Linked DNA regions of Mus musculus: regions 1 and 3 are each linked to region 2. The links are chromatin loops, found by intact Hi-C in ENCODE. Cell type or tissue: heart. All regions are shown on one strand. Each heading gives the region's core, and the rest is flanking DNA. Links, peaks and the distances in the headings are about the cores only.

What was found. A loop is a pair of places that touch in the nucleus more often than their neighbours do. Peaks named below come from ENCODE experiments on the same cell type or tissue, not always from the same donor. Only the 100,000 strongest peaks of a DNase experiment are listed, where the experiment ranks them.
Region 1: it touches region 2 in a loop (3-fold over the local background); 2 of 42 quality-filtered maps call a loop at or near these places.
Region 3: a loop joins it to region 2, with 3 times the contacts of the local background. A loop is called at or near these places in 4 of 42 quality-filtered maps.

The regions. Positions count from the first base shown.
Region 1 is chr13:62,960,866-62,968,719 of GRCm38, reverse strand. It overlaps Aopep (aminopeptidase O), which reads right to left and starts at 3,827. Exons shown (of 16, transcript NM_001289926.1): 1 at 3,701-3,827. It also overlaps the pseudogene Tubb2a-ps1. In heart, for the core only: a CTCF peak has its summit at 3,861; a DNase peak (open chromatin) is centred at 3,869; H3K4me3 peaks cover 1,329 bases; H3K27ac peaks cover 1,233 bases.
Region 2 is chr13:64,151,578-64,159,431 of GRCm38, reverse strand. It overlaps Zfp367 (zinc finger protein 367), which reads left to right and starts at 6,233. Exons shown (of 5, transcript NM_175494.5): 1 at 6,233-6,832. The coding sequence starts at 6,443. In heart, for the core only: a CTCF peak has its summit at 3,973 (motif pointing left); a DNase peak (open chromatin) is centred at 5,401; H3K4me3 peaks cover 824 bases; H3K27ac peaks cover 2,258 bases.
Region 3 is chr13:65,239,899-65,247,752 of GRCm38, reverse strand. It overlaps Gm36445 (predicted gene, 36445), which reads right to left and starts at 6,238. Exons shown (of 4, transcript NR_165655.1): 1 at 5,581-6,238; 2 at 1-112. In heart, for the core only: a CTCF peak has its summit at 4,276 (motif pointing right); a DNase peak (open chromatin) is centred at 5,832; H3K4me3 peaks cover 1,750 bases; H3K27ac peaks cover 1,371 bases.

The sequences.
Region 1 (7,854 bases), core at 2,142-6,141, 1.2 Mb after region 2:
CCCTCTGTCCATACAGTGCTCCGAGGGCAAGAGCCTCCACTCCTTCTACAGCCAGCACCACGCGCGAGATCATGCACATCCAGACGGGCCAGTGTGGCAACCGGATCGGGGCTAAGTTTTGGGAGGTGATAAGCGACGAGCATCGACCCCACTGGCAGTTACCATGGCGACAGTGACTTGCAGCTGGAGAGAATCAATGTGTACTACAATGAAGCTGCTGGCAACAAATATGTACCTTGGGCCATCCTAGTGGACCTGGAGCCTGGCACCATGGACTCCGTGAGGTCGGGACCATTCGGCCAGATCTTCAGGTCAGACAACTTTGTGCTCGGCCAGAGTGATGCAGGAAATAACTGGGCAAAGGGCCACTACAGAAAGGGGGCCGAGCTAGTGGACTCTGTCCTGGACGTGGTGAGGAAGGAATCAGAAAGCTGTGACTGTCTCCAGGGCTTCCAGCTGACCCACTTACTGGGGGGAGGCACTGGCTCAGGCATGGGGACCCTGCTCATCAGCAAGATCAGAGAGGAGTACCCAGACCGCATCATGAAGACCTTCAGCGTCATGCCCTCACCCAAGGTCTCTGACACTGTGGTGGAGCCCTATAATGTCACCCTCTGAGTGCACCAGCTGGTAGAGAACACAGATGAAACCTAGTCTATCGACAATTAGGCTCTGTAGGACATCTGCTTCCGCACCCTGAAGCTGACCACACCCACCTATGGCGATCTCAACCACCTGGTGTCAGCCACCATGAGTGAAGTGACCACCTGCCTGCGCTTCCCAGGCCAGCTGAACGCAGACCTGCACAAGCTGGCTGTGAACATGGTGCCATTCCCACGCCTGCACTTCTTCATGCCAGGCTTTGCACCTCTGACCAGCCAGGGCAGCCAACAGTACCGAGCCCTGACAGTGCCCGAGCTGACCCAGCCTATGTTCAACTCCAAGAACATGATGGCTGTCTGCGACCCTCGCCATGGCCGCTACCTGACCATGGCCATTTTCCGTGGCCGCATGTCCATGAAGGAGGTGGATGAGCAGATGCTCAACGTGCAGAACAAGAACGAACAGCAGCTACTTCGTGGAGTGGATCCCCAACAATGTCAAGACGGCCGTGTGTGACATCCCTCCTCGTGGCCTCAAGATGTCAGCCACCTTCATTGGCAATAGCATTGCTATCCAGGAGCTGTTCAAGCGCATCTCTGAGCAGTTCACTGCCATGTTCCAGCGCAAGGCTTTCCTGCACTGATACACGGGCGAGGGCATGGACGAGATGGAGTTCACCGAGGCGGAGAGCAACATGAACGACCTGGTACCAGCAGTACCAGGATGCCACGGCTGATGAGCAGGGAGCAGGGTGAGTTCGAGGAGGAGGAGGGCGGGAATAAGGCTTGAGTTCCCCAGGCCAAGCAGGTTAGGGAAAGCTGAGATGAAAGAAGGGGGTGGGGTGGGGGGCTTAATCTGTGAAAATACCTTGGCAGTTGAAGGAAGGAGAATGGTCTTAGGTTTGTGCTGGGTCTCTGGTGCTCTTCACTGTTGCCTGTCACTTTTTTTCTCTTTTTGTTATACCGATAACATCAATGTAACACTTGAGATCTTTCTGAACTCCTGTTGTAATGGCTAAAATCACATAAACCTTTGTGTCCTAACGGTGTCTTGTTTTCTTTCTCTTCCTTTCTTCCTATCAAGCTCTTTCTTATCAACTTAAATCCACCTTTCTGAACACAGAAAATTTTCTTCCTTTAGAAAAGACTGAAAGCCCAGGTGTTTCTTCTTTGGGTATGCTACTAATATAAGTTGAACCAAAAATGGCCTTACTTAATCCAACAATAAGTAAGAAACAATGGATTTTTAAATGTCCTTTGGTACACGGGGGGGGGGGGGGGGGGGGAAGCCCGGCAGACGCAAATGCAAAGCACCTGGGGAGTCAGAGACAGCAAAGGTTCTGAGGAAGTCATCACATTTCAGCACAGGCCAAGTGATGTTTGTGACTGCATACCAGAAGAAAGAAGGCAAGAAAACCACTTGATGCCTTTAATTTATTTATTGATATTTACATTACTAGAAAAAAAGGGGGGGGGGCAAACGTAAAATCACTCATTTCTTGGATCTCTGAATAGAAGGTACTTACAAAGCAACATCATTTTCCATGTATGTCACAATTAAAGATAAGGGTGCTTTCGCTCTTCTCTCTCTCTCTCTCTCTCTCTCTCTCTCTGTGTGTGTGTGTGTGTGTGTGCGCGCGCGCGCGCGTGCGCGTGCCTGTAGGAAGAAGACATGTTTCCAGATGTCTTAACTTTAAGAATATGAGAATTTACAACATATTTACAAAGTATCAAAATAGGGGCTTAAGAGGCAGCTCAGTGGGCTGGAGAGATGGCTCAGCGGTTGAGAGCACTGACCACCGACTGCTCTTCCACTGGTCCTGGTTTCAATTCCCAGCAACCACATCGTGGCTCACAACCGTCTGTAATGGGATCTGGTGTCCTCTTCTGGTGTGTCTGAAGAGAGCACTGGTGTACACATATACATAAAATAAATAAATGAATCAAGAAGAAGAAGAAGAAGAAGAAGAAGAAGAAGAAGAAGAAGAAGAAGAAGAAGAAGCAGCTGCTGCTGCTGCTTCGGCGGCATCTCAGGCTGAAAACCACCTGCTGTGTAAGCACGAGGACGCAAGTTCGGTCCCCAGAACCTGAGTGGAAAGTTTCAGGTCTGTGATTCCAGTGCTGGGGAGATAGAGGCGGGCATTTTCAAGAGTTGCTGGCTAAACCAATCTACCTGGCAAGCTCTAGGCCAGTGAGAGAACCTGTCTCAAAAACACATAAACAAAAAACGGTGGCCAGCATCTATGAAACCACAGTTGATGTTATCCCTTGTCTCCACATGCGTACACGTATTGCACACGTGCATGTGTGTGTTACACACACAATTCATATGGTCAGATGGGTGAATAAACGTATGGAATCACATATGACTAATGTAAAAAGCCTGGAATTTGACCACTGATGGTGGTTATTTTTAAAGGGGAGGAAGAGGAGAGGAGAGAGAGAGACCTTGAAGCCATGCATAACCTTGAATTTAAACTTGCCCTTTGCTTTTGGTTACTGGGAATTTTTCACCCAGTCAATTTGATGGAGCTGAGCCTCAGTTATTTTCTCTGTAAGGCAAACATAATAGTTCATAACTTGCAATACTGCATGAACTAAGGAGACAATGAAATGTAAGTGCAGGGCACAATCCCTGGAGTCTAAAAGACAAGTCGACAGTAAACAATATTATTCTCTGTAGCTCCCAATACGGGACAACCTAATCTTTACCAACTAGGAAATCACTAGCAGCCTTCTCAAATCACACGGAGCACAACACACCCTTCTGAAATGAATGCGCTAGTTGCACGTGGAAACAAAACAAAAGCACGAGGGATCAGAATTGAATTCAGCATCAACACGAGCCCAGTTGTCACCTTTGAAAACAGCTCTAAGCACCGCTCCGCTGGCCGGTGTGGTTTCCGTCTACCATGAGCACCACCTTTGCAGGTAGCGGTCGCCGCAAGTGCTGAGCGCTAATACTGCGGCTACAATTTATGTGACAGCATCCCAAGGGCTCGCCCCAGACAAGTCAGACAGGATCCCACCGCCTCGCTTCACAAGAGGCGAACAGGATCCCACTGGCTCACCACAGGGCAAGACGGATCGGATCCTACCTGCTCACCCCACCAGAGGTCGTGGGTCCGCATAACCCGGAGCGGCTGCTTGACACCGGAGCTGCAGGTTACCTGTCTCAGCTGCGGTGCTGCTGCAGCTACACTTCCGCAGACTCCGGGTTACCACGGGCTACCAGGCAAACACTAATTGCGTCATCAACACGCGCCAGGGTCGGCCGCTTCCCCCTCCCACCCCCTGTAGGCCAGTTCCTCGGCCGCTACTGCGCAGGCGCAGGGCTGCTAGTGGCCACGGTATCAAGACTCCAGACGCGTGAACTACACGCACGCCTCACTGAAATACAAATGTGTCGTTTTTGCCTTTGAGACAGGTCTCTCTGTGTAGTTCTGAGTGGTCTGGAACCTACTATGTAGACCAGGCTGGCCTCGAACTCAGAGATCAGCCTGCCTCTGCTTCCTGAGTGCGCTGTTTATTCTTCATTCCACATTTCTGAAGCATATGATTGGACTTTACATATTCATCCCAGCACAGTGCCTTAAATAAGATCATACTATGCGCCATACAGACAGTTACAGTATCTGCGGCTACAAAAGTGGGCCAGTTGTGCTTGCCTTTGTAGAGACAATCTTTGGTTGAGAAAGCAAGTTCTGAATAGTTCAACAGAATATTCCCTTTTTAAAAATTCATTTAGTATGTGGGGTGGTGTGTAATTGTATGTATGTCTAGGTACACGAATGTACAAATGGACCCCCTTGGAACTGGAGCTGCAGAGATAGTTGTAAGCTACCCCGTGAGTGCTGTACACCAAACCCAGGTCTTCTGCAACAGCAGCCAATGCTCTTAACCACTGAGTTAAGCTGCACCACATCAGCTAATTCTCGTATGGATGTTCTTAGAGGTACACATATGGAAGTAAGTCTCTGAAAAATGGAAGGAAGTCAGAGCCACTTCACTACAGGAGGTCTAATACCCTCTGAGGAGACTCATTTAACTGGGAAGAGAGGGGAAGGCTATAAAGACCTGCGAGCAAAGCAGCTAGAAGGATCAGAAGCACCTAGTACATGCAGCTTGTGGCGCCCTTGAAGAACACAGGGTGAAACCAACAAGGCCCAAAGGCCCCATCCTGCAGCACATTTCTGGGCCACTGTAAGCAAGGAGCGTGGATTCTGTCGCCAGGGAAGAGTGAGTGACAGGAACTAGTTTTGAAACGCAGAGCAGGCTGCTGTGTGTGCTGGGCATGAAGCACACAGAAAGAAGGGACTGGTGAGATGTGATGGAGAAAAATGGATACATATAAAAGGTAATTTGGAAATTGATGTGACAGGTGGGAAGGATTAGATAAAAGTCTAGACAAAAAAAAAAGTTACTGAAAGTGAGTGCTAGAATAGATTTGTTGAACTCTATAGTGAGAACCAGGTTTGTTCCATCTTTCAATCCTGACTTCTTTGCCTTCCTGTTACCCAACACTGTAGGACCACACACACACACACACACACACACACACACAGTTTCCCCTTTCCGTAACTCTTTCCTTCTTGGACTCCTTATGTTACCATCCCCAAGCCTTCAGCAGGCTTGCAATTCTAAGAGGAGAGGCATGTGAGGAGGCTAAGGAGAGGGGCTCTCCTTCCCTACTACTCGTTAGTTCATTTTGGCCACTAAAATGCTGGCCTGTGTGTAACACCCTACCAATCTTAAAAAGAAATGGTTATAAAAATATCTGTCCACACAAACTCTCCCAAACCTTTTTAAAAGATTTTAAAAATTGTTAAAATATGTATATGTGGGGATCCATGCCCATGAGTGCAAGTATCCATGGAAACCAGAGGCACTGATCACCCCCTCCCCCCGAGCTAGAGTTACAGGCAGATATGGACTGCCAGATGTGTGTGCTAGTAACCAAACTCAGGCTCTTAATCTCTGAGCCACCTCTCCAGCCTCCCAAATCTCCAAAATCTTACACAATAGTGGCTAACTCTACTTTGTTAAACTTTTTTTTTTCCTGGCCAGCTGAAACTGCAAGCTACCTTCTATTCTATCAGGCCACAGAATTTTTCCCTAGCACCCACTGAGATCGTGTGGAAAAGATTGAAAAATCAAAAGAACTTTTTGTGTGTCTCAGCTGGACAAAATCTAATAAAGGAATGGATGGTGCAGACTACTGACTATCTCCCAGCACCCAATATTTTTTCTTCATAGGAAGGAAACTTCGATTTTTAGATAAATTTTAGGGAGAAGCAGCTCATAGCAGAACCACACGATCTCACTGGGGGGCTAGGAAAAGATTGTGTAACCTTATTAAAATCTGCTTTCATTCTGCCTTTTCTAATACACTAGGCTGACCTAAGAGGAACCCTCAGGAAGTAAAGAGGGTCTGTGTAGTCAGTGGAAAAATAATATGTGCCAAGTCTTCATACTCCAGAATCTCTGGGTTCGAGGCACACTAAATCTCCAGCCACTAAAGGAAAACACAAACCATTCCCGAGAAACAAAGCTTTCATTTTTTCTCGTCTGATTGGCCAGAGAATGTTAATAAATTACTTTATCATTTTAAAATTTCAACTTTATATTTCTTCTACCTATCCACAGTAGGAAATGTAGTCCCATACGCCTGCAATTTCGTAATAGAATTTCCTCAAGCTTAAGAAACTCAGTCTTGGCTTAATAATCATCAAGTAGGATGAGTGTTAAGGCCCAAATATAGGATTTGAAATATTTGTGGGATTCTGGAAGAAAAGTCCTATGAGAAGAGGGGATTAGAGCAGAGGAAAGCTGAATGTGATGGTTGCTAAGTATCCCCTTGGTGCTTTGGTCCACATGGGTCAGAGAAGTTGCTGCAGATATCATGTGCAGCCTACACTAAGTTGGACCCCGGGGCCTGTAGTCAAGTGAGGCAGAGGCAGACAAACATCTCAAGTTGAAGTCCAGTATGTTCTAACAGTGAGTTCCAGGCCATAAGGAGGCTCTGTATCAAATAAACAGACAGCGGTGTTTCAGCCCTCATTAGTGCAGAGCCTCTAGATGCAGAGACTTCTTTTCAGCACATAGAGTGGAATGGGGATGTGCAAAGTTAGGCATCAATATTCCTGATACTTACCTGTGTGACCTATGCTCAAGTTCTCTTTTTCCTCCTTTTGGTAGCATTGACTGCATCAACATCAAAGAACCTGCTCTCCATTGAGGAGATCAACCTAATTTATTGCCTTATAGGTTGGAGTTTTAGATTTGTGTCCTAGATGGAGTAAATCTAGGATTGGGGAGCAGGAGGCAAACCAAGGAGAGGGGATAAAATTAGGATGGCAAAGTAGATGTTGAGAAACCTAGAGGAAGAAGCCACAAGAAGGTGTCCCAGGTATCTTGGAAAAGGGAAGCTGTTATGGATCTGCAGGCTTCCACTACATGTGTGCCTCATTTGGAGAATCTTTTAAAATTATCGAGCAGGTCTAAACTTTGCTAATAAAGAAATAATAATGAAACTCAACATATCTAAGTAATAAAATTGTATCAATTTAAAAAATCTTTACTATAAAAAGTAAAAGAAAGGAATGTAACATAAAACCCATAGGGAATTTGGCATCATGTCTGAGAACTAACTATCAATATCAAGTTCGAGAGCTGGGGGGAGGACTTGCTGAGGAAGTGCTTGCTGTACAAGCATAAAGACCTAAGTTCAAATCCAGAAGACATAGAACAAGTCAGACAGGGACTATGCAACTCCAGTGCTGCGGGGAGGCAAAGACAGGATTGTTGGTGCTTGCTGACACCACGTCTAGCTCCAGGTTCAGAGCAAGACCCTGCTTTGAAGGAATAAAGCAGGACACTGGACGTCCTTCACATGGTTCCGCACCTGTCTGTGCAGTATGCACACTGCTGTCGCCACCGCCACCGCCACCGCCACCGCCACCACCACCAACAACAACCTTGTTTGATGGAAGTAATTTTAGTTCTCAGTGGATTCTCCAGTTTCCTCATCAGAAACTTTGACTCTAACTTGGCTTTCAGGCTTCCAGAAAGTAGAAACATATACAGTGTAAAATGGAGGGCCTTGTTCCTAGGAAGACAGGACCTACGAAAACTTAGTAAAGAGACATGAGCAAGTTCTTCAGGTCGGATGCCAACTTGCAGCTCCACAAGTTCTCTCTGAGAAGTGGCAGGTGGCCTAGCTATGCCGATCGAAACAGGAGTGGGAAGTACA
Region 2 (7,854 bases), core at 1,725-5,724:
TATGTTTAGTGTGTGTGGCTAAATGTTTCAGCACATGTGTATGGATGTGTGTGCACCTGTGGGCAAATGCCTGTGGAGGTTGAAGTTTGATGTCAGGACTTAAACTCAATTCCTCTTACAACTTATTTATTGAAATAGAGCGTCTCACTCAAACCTAGAACTCGCCAATATTGCTAGTCTCCCTATACAGCTTGGTTAGAGGATCCCTGGGATGACGGTCATTTTTTTTTTGAAGGATATATATAAAGCATATATTAGTAAGGATGTGAAGAGTCTGGGACGGGACCAGCATAGATCATTGGTGGGATATAAAGTGGTGTGAGGACTAGGAAAAAAAAAGCAGTACAATTCCACCCACCCCCAAATTAAACTTCATAGCTTCCATATGGCCTTCTGCTTCATGTAGACATGTTGGAGGCTGAATTTAGATTTCAAAATTCAATAGAATCATGGAGAAAGGGAGTCAAAAGTGAAAACATATGCACCTGTACTTCATATGTAAATAACAACCTATAGGCATGAGACAGTGGCATTATTAATTATAGCCCAAATTTGGAAGCTAACACTTAGCAAGTGATGGGTAGAACTTTTAAAGATTTATGTGTGTGCGCGTGCATCTGTGTGCTTGCAAAAGCCAGAAGAGGGTTTTGGATCCTTTGGGCCTGAAGTTACAGGCTGTTGTGAGTCACCTGCTTGTGGGTATGGGAAATAAAACTCTGGGAGATTTTTGTTTGTTTTTTTGTTTTTTGTTTTTGTTTTTGTTTTTGTTTTTACCAAGAACAGTAAGTACTCTTATTATAGAGCTATTTATCCAGCTGCATTTCTGTAACATCATACTAAATAAAAGGAGCCCAGATACAATATACCAAAAGGCAATGAGTACATTTGTGGGAAATATCAATTATAAAGTTCATACAGACAGAAAGTAAATTAGTGGTTTCTAAGGGGTGGTATAATTTCTATATTACAAAAGTCTCCTGTTTAATTTTTTTTTTAGATTTAAATTTTTTGTGTATGAGTTTTTGCCTGCATATGTATGTATGTATACCATGTGAGTGCTTGGTGCCCATGGAGTAAGAAGAGGGTGTAGGATCCTTTGGAACTAGAGTCATGGCTAGTGTGAGTCATTATGTGGGTGTTGGGTACCAAACTAGGGTCCTCAGCAAGGGTGACATGTGCTCTTTACCACTAAGTCAACCCTTCAGCCTCCAAGTCTCCTATTGTAAATGTAGAATTCCATTTAGCAACCTTAAAATTTTGCACACCATCATTAATATCTCCTTTTTGACCCCTTTCCTCCACTTTGGAAAATACCTTTGTCCAGCCAGTCAGTCCTCTTTCTACTACTAACTTGTATTCTAGCTCTATCGATTTATAAGTGTATGACTTTGTTAAATATTTTTATTGCTTTTGTGGGGCCCTCACAGTGTCTGTCTTAGCCAATGTCCTATTGTTGTGAAGAGATACCATGACCACAGTGATTCTTCTAAAAGAAAGCATTTAATTGGGGCTTGCTTACAGTTTCAGAGGTTTAGTCTATTGTCATATGGTAGATTGGAGATAGGGTACTGACTACAAATTCTACAGAAGTTTACTGAATCATAACTTAGAAAGCTGCTTCTTGGGGCTGGAGAGATGGCTCAGCAGTTAAGAGCACTGATTGCTCTTCCAGAAGACTGGGGTTCTATTCCTAGTACCCACATGACAGCTCACAACTGTCTGTAACTCCAGTTCCAGAGAATCTGGCATCTTCACACAGTCATACATGCAGGCAAAACATCAATGTACATACACATCTTTAAAAAGTCACTTCTTGATCAAAGGAGCTTGCCTTTTACTATAATGTTGTGATATGAACAATAGTCAAGATTCCTCCCTGTTATTGTGCTAAAACACTCTGATCAAAAAACAATTTAGGGGAGCCAGGCGTGGTGGCACACACCTTTAATCCCAGCACTCAGGAGGCAGAGGCAGGTGGATTTCTGAGTTTGAGGCCAGCCTGGTCTACAAAGTGAGTTCCAGGACAGCCAGAGCTATACAGAGAAACCCTGTCTCGAAAAACAAAACAAACAACTTAGGGGAGAAAAAGGTTTCTATCATCTTATACTCCCAGGTCATAGTTTATCATTGAGAGAACCTGGGCATGAATTCAAAGCAAGAACCTGAAGGAAGGATCCATGGAGGAATGGTGCTTGCTGGCTTACTCATAGACTGATATTTTGCTAACCTTCTTATACAATCCAGGAACACCTCCCCCAGGGAATTGTGCTTCTGATCTGTTAACAGACAATCTACCACAGAATTGCCTCAGGCAAACTGGTCTGGACACTCTCAATTGAGACTCCCTTCTCATGTGCATCTAGGCTGTGTCAAGTTGATAGTTAAAGCTAATTAAGACAGATAGCATTGGTTCTATTCTCTCCTTTCTTCCACTTGTCCTTTCTCTGTCCTTTGCTTTGAAACTGTGACCTCTCAGATCATCCCAGAAAACAAAGTAACAAAGTTAGCCTGTAACTCTTTTGCTGGATGCTTCTTTAGTTATATTAGACCAGGCTATAAAATCAGGGCTTGTGAGTTGTTCTTCATAGATTCTTGGCTAATGTTGGTAATAGTCTGTCTAGACATAAGGTAGTTATTTCATTTCTGTAGGTATAAGTATATAAAGCATCATGTGCCTCATTCTTCTTAATTTCCATGTTCCATTTTCTAGACACCTCACAGATAGTACTTTGTTAGCCTTTATTAAATGATGCCTCTTAATATCACCAACATGAACTGTTGATTACAAGAACTGTGTAGTGTTTCAAAGCAGAAGGTTAATATTTGTTGTAAATTAGAAAATTACTTTAAAATAGGTTCTTTAATCCAGGGATTTTATTAGAATCTGTTAAGGATCAGATAAAATTGCTCGGGATTAATGAAAACAAGAGGGATGTTTGTATACTGGGAACTCAATGAATGTAAGTTGTATATATTTATGTGTATATGCTGGTGTCCCAGAGTTCAGAGGAGGATGTCAGTTTCTCTGAAACTGGAGTTTCAGGCAGTTATGAGCTACCAGACATGCATGCTGGGAATCAAACCAAAGCCCTTTGCAAGAGCAGCAAATGTTGCTGAGCAATTTCTCCAGCCCTTCAGCTTCCATTTTCAAAGCTGCTTCATGTACATTTTTAGATGTGACACTAAATCTCTCTATATATTTTAAAGATATATTTATTTATTTTAGGTATATGAGTACACTGTAGCTGTCTTCAGACACACCAGAAGAGGGATTCCATTACAGATGGTTGTGAGCCACCATGTACTTGCTGGGAATTGAACTCAGGACCTCTGGAAGAACAGTCAGTGCTCTTAACCACTGAGTCATCTCTCCAGCCCTCTCTATACTTTTTAAATTGTTTTGTGTCTCACACAGGATAAAAAATTTTGCTTTGATAGCAATAGTCATGCTTCTTGACTCTATTCAAGTTCTACATGTTCAAGTTGAAAGCCCCCTTTTACTTTCTTTTTAAGGCTTTAGGATACATTGTAAAAGATTTGACAGACTTTTATCAAGCTTTTTTTCCGTAGCTTTTTTTCATGCTGAGGATTGAGCCCAAAGCCTTACAACACATGCCTAGGTGTACCAATAAGCCACACCCCCAAGGGACTACATTTTGAACACTGAAATAGTATAGCTGGTTTTTTGCTTGCTGAGTTTTAGCTTTTGGAGACTGTTTCTCTGTGTAGCTGTAGCCCTGGGTGGCCTCAAACTCTGAGGTCCGCCTGCCTTTGACACCTGCTGGGAGTAAAGGCATGCACTAGCACCCTGTCTTTTTAGTCTCAGCAGGAGACCACTGCTCGTCTGTGACGGGTTTTAGTGTCTTCAGAGTTAGTGTACATCCTTAGGCTGTTAATTATATCTAGGACAGAACATAGACATCAGGAATATACGCACACATTGCATATAGCCCCCTGGTGGCATCAAAGTGGAGCAAGAAGCAGCTCAGAGTGACTTCAGTTCTCCCAGAATCAAACTCACCACATTCCTGGCATGTTTTTCATTCTCTTGTGGCTGGAAGCAAGTGGAGTTGCCAGGTTACCCTTCATCAAGGGTAATTTTTAGAAACCTTGTCAGTGTTCTGCTTTCTGGGTGATTCATCTTGCACTTGAGCAGGTTAGTGTTGAATAGTAATTATTGGCCAGTGTTTAACCTGTGGGCCTCTTGCCCAGCCCTTCATTCAAGTGTTCCTGATAGCTATATCTTTTTTTTTTATTTTTTAAACTTTCACTATCAACTATGAAACAAAGTATTTTAGTGGATTTGAAACAATGTAGTAAGGTTTCTGTTGTCGTTTACAATATTATCCCATTGTGGGAAACAAAAGCTGAACTTTCCGTTTCCAGATTGACTATTAAAATCAGACTGTATTTCCCGTCCCGCCCCCCACCCCCCCATACAGTAGATACAAGCTGTGGTACCCAGCCAGCCTCCAGAAAAGAAATCCAATTTAAAATGTTAAATGTATATGAGTGTTTGGCTTCCTTGAATGTGTATCATGTGCATGCATTGTCAGAGGAAGCTACAAGAGGGAAGCAGATCACCTGGGACTGAAGTCACATACTGCCACCACTGGGAGCTTGGAACCCAAGTCTCCTGGAGGAGCAGCAAGTCCTCTTAACCATGGAGCCATTTCTCTGGCTGCTTTGTTCTTTTTTTTTTTTTTTTTTTTTAAAGATACTTTTACTTGTCCCACTTCAAAGATACAAATTACTCAATGTATCTTCTTGAAACATTTCACTTCAGTTCACAAGTTACTTTCTCTCCATAAAGTCAAATTTGACTTCGGTATCTTGCTAGGTATAGTTTATTTACCCAAAATAAAGATGTGGCTAAAAATAAGGTCACACTATTGGCTGCTTTGATTTGTTAATTTAGGCAGTTTTCTCTAAAACAACACTCTGGTGCCTAAATTAATTTAGGCATAGCTTTGTATTTGATGGAGTTTAGTTACCGGTTCTATCGCTTAACCACTGGATACTCATTCAGATATAAAAATCTTTATGGAGTCTCTACTAGGAACAGGCTGCCTGGGAAACGCAGCAAGCAAATGAGCTCCAGTTGCCAGTTCTATCCTTTAGCCTCTAAAGAGATTTTTAAAAAATCTTTGAACTGCTACCACCATCAGACTGCCTGGGAAACACTGCAAGCAAGTACGACCGGGAGCTGACTACTGTGCGAATGGTTGCTCATGCGTCCCACCGCGGTCCCGAGCCTGGCAGCAAGAACCAATAGTCCGGGAACCGTAGCAGGGCTGGTCACGGGACTCACATTAAGAACCCATGCCCTTAGGCAGGAGTGGTGACTCACGTCTTTAGTCCCAGTACTGGGTGTGTGTGTGTATGGAGGGGGGGGGGCGAATGGGATCTCTGACTTCGAGGCCCTCCTGGTCCCTACATAGGGAGTTACAGGGCAGCCAGGACTCTATAGAGACCCTGTCTCAAAACAAAAACAAGCCGGGCGGTGGTGGCTCATGCCTTTAATCCCAGCACTTGGGAGGCAAAGGCAGGTGGATTTCTGAGTTCGAGGCCAGCTTGGTCTACAAAGTGAGTTCCAGGGCAGCTAGGGCTATGCAGAGAAACCCTGTCTCGAAAAACAAAACAAAACCAACAACAACCCCCCAACGCCCAAAAAGAAGTGGTGCTTTGCTGGCGCCTTGAGCAGCCGTGGGTGGGGTGGGGTGGGACGGGCGCGGCCTCAGCCCTTTAAACTGGCTGCGCGCGGGAGGGGGCGGATTGGGTGGGGCGATGGGGAGGGCCCTCTCCACTGCAACTTCTCCAGACTCCTACCCTCTTTACACCCCCTCTTCTTCTGGTGGGGGAGGGACCCAGCATGCTCGCCCCGCCCACCACCACGCCCCTTTCCCGCAGCTCCTCCAATCAACAGCCTCTTTCCCCCTCCCCACCTTCGCAGGAGTCATCCGGCCAGGGTGGGGCTCCCGACGGGTGTGTCAGGACAAGACGCGCGCTCCTACAGACTTTCGAACGCAGTTGGCCCTCCAGACAAAAAAGTATGAGAGCGGCGGCCAATGACGTGGCAGTAAGGACCCGCGCTCGAATTGGTTCCGCCCCCTCCGGACGGAACACAGCCTGGACCCGGCTATTGGCTCTCGCGACCTGTCACTCGTCGCGGTGGCCAGCCGCAGGGTCCTCGCGGTGACTGGTTCCGCCCAGGCGCGAAATGTAACGCGGGAAAAGCCGAAGCGGGGACCGCGGCGGCAGGTTGTTATTCTCGGGGACTCGGCGCCTCGCGTCCCGTTTTCCTGTCAGCAACGCTGCTGCAGCCTGATCGCCCGGAGCCGCCTGCCATGAGCCGGCGGCTGTGAGGCGCCGAGACGTAGCAGCGCGGGCGAGCAAGGCAAGCTCGGGCCGCCGAGAGCGCGAGGGCTGCAGACGAGCCAGCATGATCCGCGGCGCCCCGGCACCCATGGCGGAGCCGCCGCCGGTCGTCTTCTGCCACGACTCCCCGAAGCGCGTACTGGTATCGGTCATCAGGACCACGCCGGCAACGCCTCCGTGCAGCAGCGTGGGGGAGCCCGAGCCGCCGCCGCCGCTCGTCCCCACTAGCCCCGGCTTCAGCGACTTCATGGTGTACCCGTGGCGCTGGGGTGAGAACGCGCATAACGTGACGCTCAGCCCGGGGGCGGCGGGCGGCGTCGTTTCAGCCGGACTGCCCGTGGCGGCTGAACTCCCGACGCTGCGGGGTGCGCCTCAGTCCTCCGCCTCCGTGGCCGCCGTGTCGGGCGGGGAGGACGAGGAGGAGGCGAGCAGCCCAGACAGCGGCCACCTCAAGGTGAGTGGCTCGGGCGGCCCCGGGCGCGGGGCGGCCTGGGGCCCGTTAACGGCGCCGCTCGCCAGCGGGGCGGGGCCGGAGAGGAAAAGCGGGGTGGCGGGGGCGGTGGCTGACAGGACGCTGACGTCACTGCCGCGCGCCAAAACCGGACCTTTGGGGGCAAGGTGGTCATGTGACGGGTGCGGCGCGAAGGCCGGTCTGAGGGCAGCAGGTGCAGCGGGGTGATGAGGGGGAGGCTCGCTGTGTCCAGATGCCTTGCACTGCTGTGCTTGTAACCTCGCGGCCTCGGCCTGCTTAGATGTGGGAAGGAAGGATGTGAGCATTTGGCTCCAGCCCACATTGGGGCGGGGGCCAAGTATCGCACTGTATCCCTGGCCTGCCTGGGACTCTCAGAGTTCTACTTTCCGAGTGCTGGAATTCAAGGCTAGCGACACCATGCCCTACTATACCCTTTACATCCGGAGCAGCTGAGGGTTAGGGAGTTTGTTAAAGCGTCTTCATGAAAATCGTATGTATAGCTAGCTAGTGGGAGTGTTGGCACACGGTGACTGTGCTCGGAAGGAACCGGGAGTGTGTTTATGGGGCTAGACTTAATACTGGACATTCATCAGAGCTCAGGAAGGTATCGGTAAATCTGTGTGTCGAATACATGGTATTGCAAGATAAATATGCAGTTTTCTGTTGTTGGTTGACTGCCAGAATAACTTGATTTGCTACAGGTGTAGCAAAGCAAATTACCCAGCGGATTAAGGGATGCCTAGTTTATCAATTGAAGCAAGTTTGGTAACATTGTGTATGGGCGGTAGCCAAAAAGGTGAAACTGTTTTGTGTGAGGAAGTAGGTACTTAGCTAGTGGTATTATTATAGAGCAGTAAAGTTGAAACTTGCACCACAGTGCATATTTGAAAGAACAGTAGAGATGTTGGTAGTAGAAACTGCGTTGGTGTAAGGAACAGCTATTGTTGCTGGCTTCAGGTCGCCCCTCCTGACATGTCATCTTAGGTACTTTAGGTATCTATAAC
Region 3 (7,854 bases), core at 2,363-6,362, 1.1 Mb before region 2:
TCCAGTAGGTCTCCAGCATCACGTCTTTGTAGAGATTCATCTGGGAAGGATCCAGCAAATCCCACTCTTCTTTAGTGAAGTTCACATGCACATCATCATAAGTCACTGAATCCTAAAATATCCCATAAATGTGTACAACACAAAGCATGATACTGACATCACTGTAAAGTAAATGTACACTTCCTCCACAATATATCCATATATTTCTGGTGCTTCCTCCACTGATTTCTTCACACAGGAGTTATAATCTAATCATCCTGTCATTTTAGAAGGAACTTGAAATATAGTGTTCACCTGTGTTGCTTTTGCACCTTTTGAATAGGAGAAATTAAAAAAAGAACTTAAATAAGGTTTAAACAGTTACAAATGGAGAGATGAAAATACTAGTAATATAAATGTTGATCATAAATAAGCAACATAGGGCCGGAGAAATAGCTCAACAGTGAAAAGCTCTTGCTGGTCTTCCACATAATGGTGGTCAATTTCTAGCATTTATGTGGAGACCAACAACAAACTGTTACTTCAAGATCAGGAGTTATGCCGGGCGTGGTGGTGTACGCCTTTAATCCCAGCATTTGGGAGGCAGAGGCAGGAGGATTTCTGAGTTCAAGGCCAGCCTGGTCTACAGAGTGAGTTCCAGGACAGCCAGGGCTACAACAGAGAAACCCTGTCTCAAAAAAAAACCAAAAACCAAAAAAAAAAAAAAACCCCCAAAAAACCCCCAAAAAAACCAAACCAACCAACCAAACAAACAAACAAAAAAGATCAGGAGTTATGAGGCCGTCTTCCAAAAACACTAAAGATGAATACACACATGATATTCATATTCATGCACACAGGCAAAATGCTTCTATTTAAAAATTTCAGAACAAACACAAGAGTTAGGCAGAATGTCACACACCTAGAGTCCAATGACTCTGAAACCTCAGGTAGTACTGATGTATGAACATGAGCATATGCCATCCTGAGAAATATTGTATCATCTATATAAGTGGCCAAATTTTAAAATTAAAGATGTGGATTAAGAGCTACACAAAAACATATACTTATTCGACAAAAATATATCAGGTAGCTTATATGGTTTCTATACCTACTATCAGGACAGAAAGGGCTCCACAGAGAAATTTTGTCTTAAAAAAACAAAAACAAAAGAATAAAGTAAAAATATAAAACAACGAGGCTTCCAAAATAGCTTATCATTAAATCGCAAATGTTTATACTTTTAAAGATTTATTTATTTTCTGTAGGTGAGTCTTCAGACACACAAGAGGAGGGCATCAGATTCCATTACAGATGGCTGCGAGCCACTATGTGGTTGCTGGGAATTGAACTCAGGACCTCTGGAAGATCAGTCAGTACCCTTAACCACTGAGTAAACTCTTCAGCCCCAAATGTTTATACTTTTGTGAATACCTCTTGTGTATCTTATGTGATATAGGGACAGAGTTCAAATGGTGAATATATGGGAGCATGAGAAGAAAGCCAAAGGATTAAACTAATCCACAACACAGTAGACACACACACACACAAAACTCTGTCCTGTCTAAAAGAAATGCAGGGGCAAAGACGGATCAAAGACAGAGGGAATGGCCAATGAAAACTCGCCCAACTAGGGACCCTTCCCATGGGCTAGCACCAATCCATGACAGAATTAGTGATATTCCACACAGGAGTCTTGCATAACTGTCTATTGAGAGGCTCAACCCAGTAGCTGACTGAAACAGATGCAGAGAACCACAATCAAACACTGAATAGATCTTGGAGACTCTTATGGAAGAGTTGGGGGAAGGATTGAAGGCCCTAAAGAAGATAGGAACTCCACAGTAAGACCAACTGACTCAACTCTCCTGGACCTGTGTGGACACTCAGAGTCTGAACCACCAATCAAACAGCATACACAGGTTGGACTAAGGCCCCTGGCACATTAGTAGCAGATGTACATTCTTCATGAGGGTCCTCCAACAACTGGAGCAGAGGCTGTCCTTAAAGCTGCTGCCTATCTTTGGAATCTGTTCCCTCACTGAGCTGCCATGTCTGGCCTCAGTGGGAGAGGATGCACTTCATCTACCAGAGACGTGACATACCACAGTGTGGGGATACTTATGGGCCCACACCTCTAAAAGGGGAAACAGAGGAGATTGGGAGGAGGGACTCTGTGAGGGCAAGGGACCTAGAGTTGGGACAGTGATCAGGGTTATAATGAATATATAACTTATTAGAGAAACAAACAAAAAAGCAAGAAAGCAATTTTATTTTTAACTCATACACACTATCATCTCCCCAAAACGAATCTGGAAAGGCTCCTCCTACAAGAACTTCCACAAGTTCCATCTTATCTAGAACTTTTTTTTTAAAAAATCAACTGCATTTAGACCCTGGACACTATAGGCTCATGTTCATCCTGTGATGAAAATGCATTCAGTCTACAGTGATCCTCATAGTGTGTAGGAGACCCTGCACTGTTCAATGTCTAAAGTCTCTTCTGACACTCAAGGCAATATTTGAAGGCCACATACAAAGGATGGACTGAGGCCCCCACCATATATGTAGTTTATGTGCTACTCAGTCTTCACGAGGGTCCCCCAACAATTGGAGTGGGGGATGACCCTTAAGCTGTTGCCTGTTTGTCCAAACTATTCCCCTAACTTGGCTGCCTTGTTTGACCTCAGTAGGAGAGGATGTGCCTAACCTGCAGATTTGACATGCCAAGGTTGAGGGATACTCAAGTGGTTCCCACCCTCCCTGGGAAGATAAAAAGGAGTCAGGTATGAGGGACTGTGTAATATGGAATGGGGAGGGGATAGCGATTAGAATGTAAATTGAATAAATAAATAAATGGGAAAAGTGAAGAAATACATGTAAATAGAATAAAAATATACAAATTAGTACATAATTTTTAGATTTTTGCCCTATTCAGTATTTCAGGGAAAAAGCTGAGTAGGAAAGATTTTTGGCCAAAATATCACACAAATGACCTCTAGCTAAATTTCTCACAAAGTCTATTTTCCACTGACATACTATAACCTGAACTTCCTCTGGCTGCAATACTGTCAACACTCCAATCTTCCAGGTCCTATGAGAGCAACCAATTAAGCTCCATGTACAGCTTTCTATGACTTTTGCCATCTCATTTTCTGATACTTTCCACACTCCTTCAAAAGAGAACATAGATTCTAACAACAAAATCTCATTTTGATACCATTTTTTTGGGTTGTTAATGTTCTAACTTGCTACTCTGCTGCTGTGATTGAATCCTGAGTAAAATCATCTCAGGTAATAAATGGTTGTTGTACATGGTTCTGTCAGATCACAGTCCATCATTCTGGAAAGTTAAAATAGAAACTAAAGGCAGAGAATGAAGGGGAAAAAAACGAAAAACGAAGGACAAACACTGTTTCCTGGCTTGCTTTCTTGCTTGGTCACTGTCACATTCCCACCTAGCTTCATCTAGCCCAGACCCACTTGCATAGGAATATTGACACCCTCAGTAGAAGAGCCTTCCCATATCAATCATCAACACTCTCTCTCATAGATACAGAAAGCAGGCATTCTGCTGAGCGCACACCCTCAATTATAAGGCTCCTTCAAATGACTGTAGCTCTGAAATGTTGAAAATTTAAGACAATTATAACACAGAGACAGTAATAAATGAGGAACTTGTAAAAGCCCAAAACCTGAGCTAACCATTACAGGAGGTCCTGACACCACAAGAGGGAGTTGGAGTTGGGGCTGAGTCAGGACAAAATGGGAAATGCAGCTAGCTCAGAGCAAGGAAGGATACACTGAAATGGGGAGTTCAGAGCCTGTGCTGCCCTGGGGTGAGCTGTCTTTAACCCTGGGTTCCTAGGCCAGTGAAACTAAAGAGATGGCTAAAACAGCAGGAAGGTAAACAGAGGAGCAGATTGCCCAACAGACCTTGAAATAAGACTGCTGGTCTAAGGAAGATATGGTAACTTTGTTGGAATGGATGAAGAACTTTCTATCTACTGACAGCTCCAAGTTCAAAACTACAGAGTCACATATGGCCTGGGAACAGAGTCAATCACATGGGGGATAAATGAGGTCTTTGTCCTTTCCAACCTGTAAAACAGGGTAGGGAGAGCTTGATTTTGCCCTGGATGCTGTCTTGAAGAGCTTTCCGTCATGGGCAGTGTAGGTCCTGGTCCTCTTGGTAAGGATTTAACTCCAAGGTGAGTAACTAAATTGATTGGGATGGAAAGTCTCTTCCTCTCAGTCACAGAATAGTAGTGTCACACACATAAAAGACAGCCACAAGGGGGAGGTAAAGGCCACCCAGCAGATTCCTCCATTTGCACAGAGTAGAAAATGAAGATAGATAGGATGGCAGCTGTAAATTTGCTCTAACCTTCCGAGCAATTACTACCACGGGCACACCGTCCCCTATACCAGACTCTGGAACATCTTCCAAGCCCTTTGTGGCTATGACTCTCCAGAGTATCATTGCAGTGGTGTTCCACATTCGCTTTGGTCATCTCCCTCCACAAATACTCAAGAAAAATCCAAAAACCAAAACACACAGAGAAAAATTTGACAGACAAGCCACTGACACAAAGAACAACAATGACTCATCTTTACAGTCAGCCTTTTGCGATGATATCATAAACAGCCAGGGCCTGGGGGTTGAGGGGGTGCCCTGGGGGAAGAGGGGGCTGCGAGGAGGGGGAGAAATACAAGGCAGGGATGCTGCAGAGGAGGGGGGTGCTCCTCCCTGCAGGCCTGGACCTGCAGGGAGCAGGATGGAGAGGACAGTGGAAAGGCACAACTGCAGCATCAAAGGATGGGGCAGGGGCAGGGGGTGCCAGGGTCACAGGCAGAGATTCAGGCCACTCTTGACCCCTCTGGTCACTCTCACCCCCGCCCCATCCTGCCCCGCAGCAGCTTCGGCCCCGCCCCAGCCCCCACCCCTGGCAAGGAGATTAGCCGGAACATTTTTAGACTCAGGCCAAAGCAGCTGCTCAGAGATGACCCCGAAGACCAGGCTTTTGACCCCTCAGGTCTCTTTAGAGTCACTCTCAGGTGTGCTGGTTGGAACACAGCTATCAGGGTTGGTGCACCTCTCTCCCCCTTCCTTCCTGGCAGTGACCCTGTGAGGTCACACTGTCCGCCGTGGCCACGCCCCCTAACCATCGCCACTCAGGTCCCTAACGGGGACACGGAGCCCACACGTGGCATTCACGAAACAGCCCTGGGACACCCGTGATTCCGCCCTACCCACCCCCGCGCCTGCCCGAAGTCCTGCGGAACCAGGACAGAAAAACGAAGTTGCAACCCCAGGCCAGCTCCACCAGCGCCTACAGCACTGCAGGGTCATTCCAGTCACCACCCAAGGAACGGTCACGCGTGCCCGGGCGGGGGTCCGAGTTCGGCGGGGTGGGAGTGGGGGGTCACAGAGTGTCTCTGGGATGGCGCGGTGCTCCCTGTCCACTGAGGTAACCTCTGACATCCCACGTGACCCTTGACCTGTTATTTGGAGCTGCCCTCACACTTGACCCCGATAACATACGTGAACTCCTAACCTGTGACCCCAACATCTATATTGCCTTGTGACCCCGACTGTACCGGTATACGCCTATCTTCCTCCTCTCACAGCCTCGGCCACTCCACGTCCTGGTCCCTCCCCCACCCACCGGCTAGGGATTCCCATGACCTCAGATGTCCTCCTGTGACGTCACAACCCCCCGCCCCCCCCCGTCTAGGCTTCCACATTGTCACTCACCTCTCTAGGTCCTGTTGTCGTCGTCGTCCTCCTCCGGCCTCGTGCTGGTCGGGCGCAGGCGGGGGCGCCAAGGGACAGCGCGTGGGCAGGGTCAGAGGTCGAGTGGTGGGGTGTTGCGGCATCGTGGGTGGCGGGGTCGGGAGACTCGGAGTCACGAGTGGTTCACGGTTAGAGAGGTCAAGGGTCTTGGGGTCGGGGCTCGCAGGGTGGGGTATTACGGGGTCACGGGTGATCGAGTCAGAGGTCGCAGGGTCGGGGGTCGCGTCCTGGATGCGCCGCAGCCGGTCCGGCAGAGCGCGGTGTGTATTGGGATCGCGGATCCAGCACAGGAACAGCTGGTACATCTTAATCTGCAGCCGAGGCTGCAGCGGCTTCCCAGGCGGCATGGCGGCGACGGAGGTGCGGGATGGGCCAACAGACTGGCCCGAAGACCCGGGACACGTCCGCGGACACACAGACACACAGACGAACACACGGACCCCGGAACAACCGCTAAGATCTGAGGCTTAAAAACCGCGCTCTGGTACTAGTGATCTATTCCGGCGCGGCGTGATGGCGTCACAACCCCGCGACCAAAACAAAACGGCCACGCTGAGCGATAACTTACAGGGCTGAGACTATAACCAGGCGGCGTTGCTTTCGGCTAAAGGGGATCAGTTCACAGGGTACTAAAAGCGGGCGCGCAGCGATTGCGTCACCAGGCGGGAAGACAACAAAGAGGCGGTGCTGACGGACCCGGGCCAAGGAGTGAACAAGGTGGCTGCTGTCAAGTTTCGAAACAGTCTCGGCAGCCCCCGTCAAGAATGCGGGCCAGCAGTGATGGCGTCACTGGCTTCATCCAAAACAAGGCGGTCGCGCAGATGAACAGGGCGTGTGAGGGTACTGTCAGGAGCTGCAGCAGAAACAACAAAAACAAGAGGGCAGGCCCACCGTGAGACTTGGGTGGCCGGTGACAGCACGGACTTGCTTCGTCACATAACAACCCCTAGCGGGCTCACCAGTCCAGGGGAGTAGCCGCGAGGTCGCCCTCGCAGTCTCCCGAGGAGCTCGCGATGGTGGGATTGAGGGGGAAACGAAGAGACTTGTACGCATGCGCACTTCCAAACTCAAAGGCCAGTCCCACAACCAGGCGGTTGGACATGCGCACTAGTGCCCACTCGCTGAGGGGACCGGGACACATGCGCACTGGGTTTTCCATGCTACTGAGGCAACTACATAGTGCGATCTTCCAGTTGGCATGCGCATTGGGTGAGTTGCACGGTGCTGAGTAGCACCTGCACACTGTGAAGATGCTGGCTGAGCCTCCCCACGCCCTCAGGAAATCTTAGTCACTGAAACAGAGGCAGGGGCCTGGCTCTCGTCACTCAACCCTGTCAGTCACAGTGACAGAGGGCAGGACCAGGCTCCTGTCAGTCACCACGCCTGTCAATCACTGTGACAGAGGGCAGGACCCGGTTCCAGTCAGTCACCACCACACCTTCCCCACCCTTCCACCAGTGCTTGCCCGGATCTGGCTCAGAATTGAGTAGGAGGTAGGTGGGGCGGGCAGGAGCTGAGGCACAGAAACAGTGTGATTACGGAGCTGAGGGAGGGGGATGGCTAACCTTCCCAGCAATTAATATCAGGGGCACACTGTCCCCTATACCAGGCTCTGGAACATTTTCCAAGCCCCTGTGGTTACAATTCGGCAGGGGTCCCACTGTACCAGGATTCCAAGTTCCAACTAAAGAGTCAACTCCTTCCAGGAAGACTCAAGAAAAATCCGAAAACCAAGGCAAAAAGTTACAATGCCAACCAAGTGCTTGCTGACAGGAGCCTGATATAGCTGTCTCCTGATAGGCTTTGCCAGTGCCTGGCAAATACAGAAGTGGATGCTCACAGCCATCCATTGGACTGAGCATAGAAGTCCCCATTGGAGGAGCTATAGAAAGGATCCAAGGAGCTGAAGGGGTTTGCAGCTGACAGCTCAGGAACTTTGGGAAGGTCATGGAACACTTGCCCCTACAGAAGGGAGAGAGAGGCTAATTAACATTCTTCTGACCACAGGGCCAGAACCAACCTGTGTCTCCCATAGCTCACCTTCAGACAAGGGAAGTCCTTACCACATCATCCCCTAA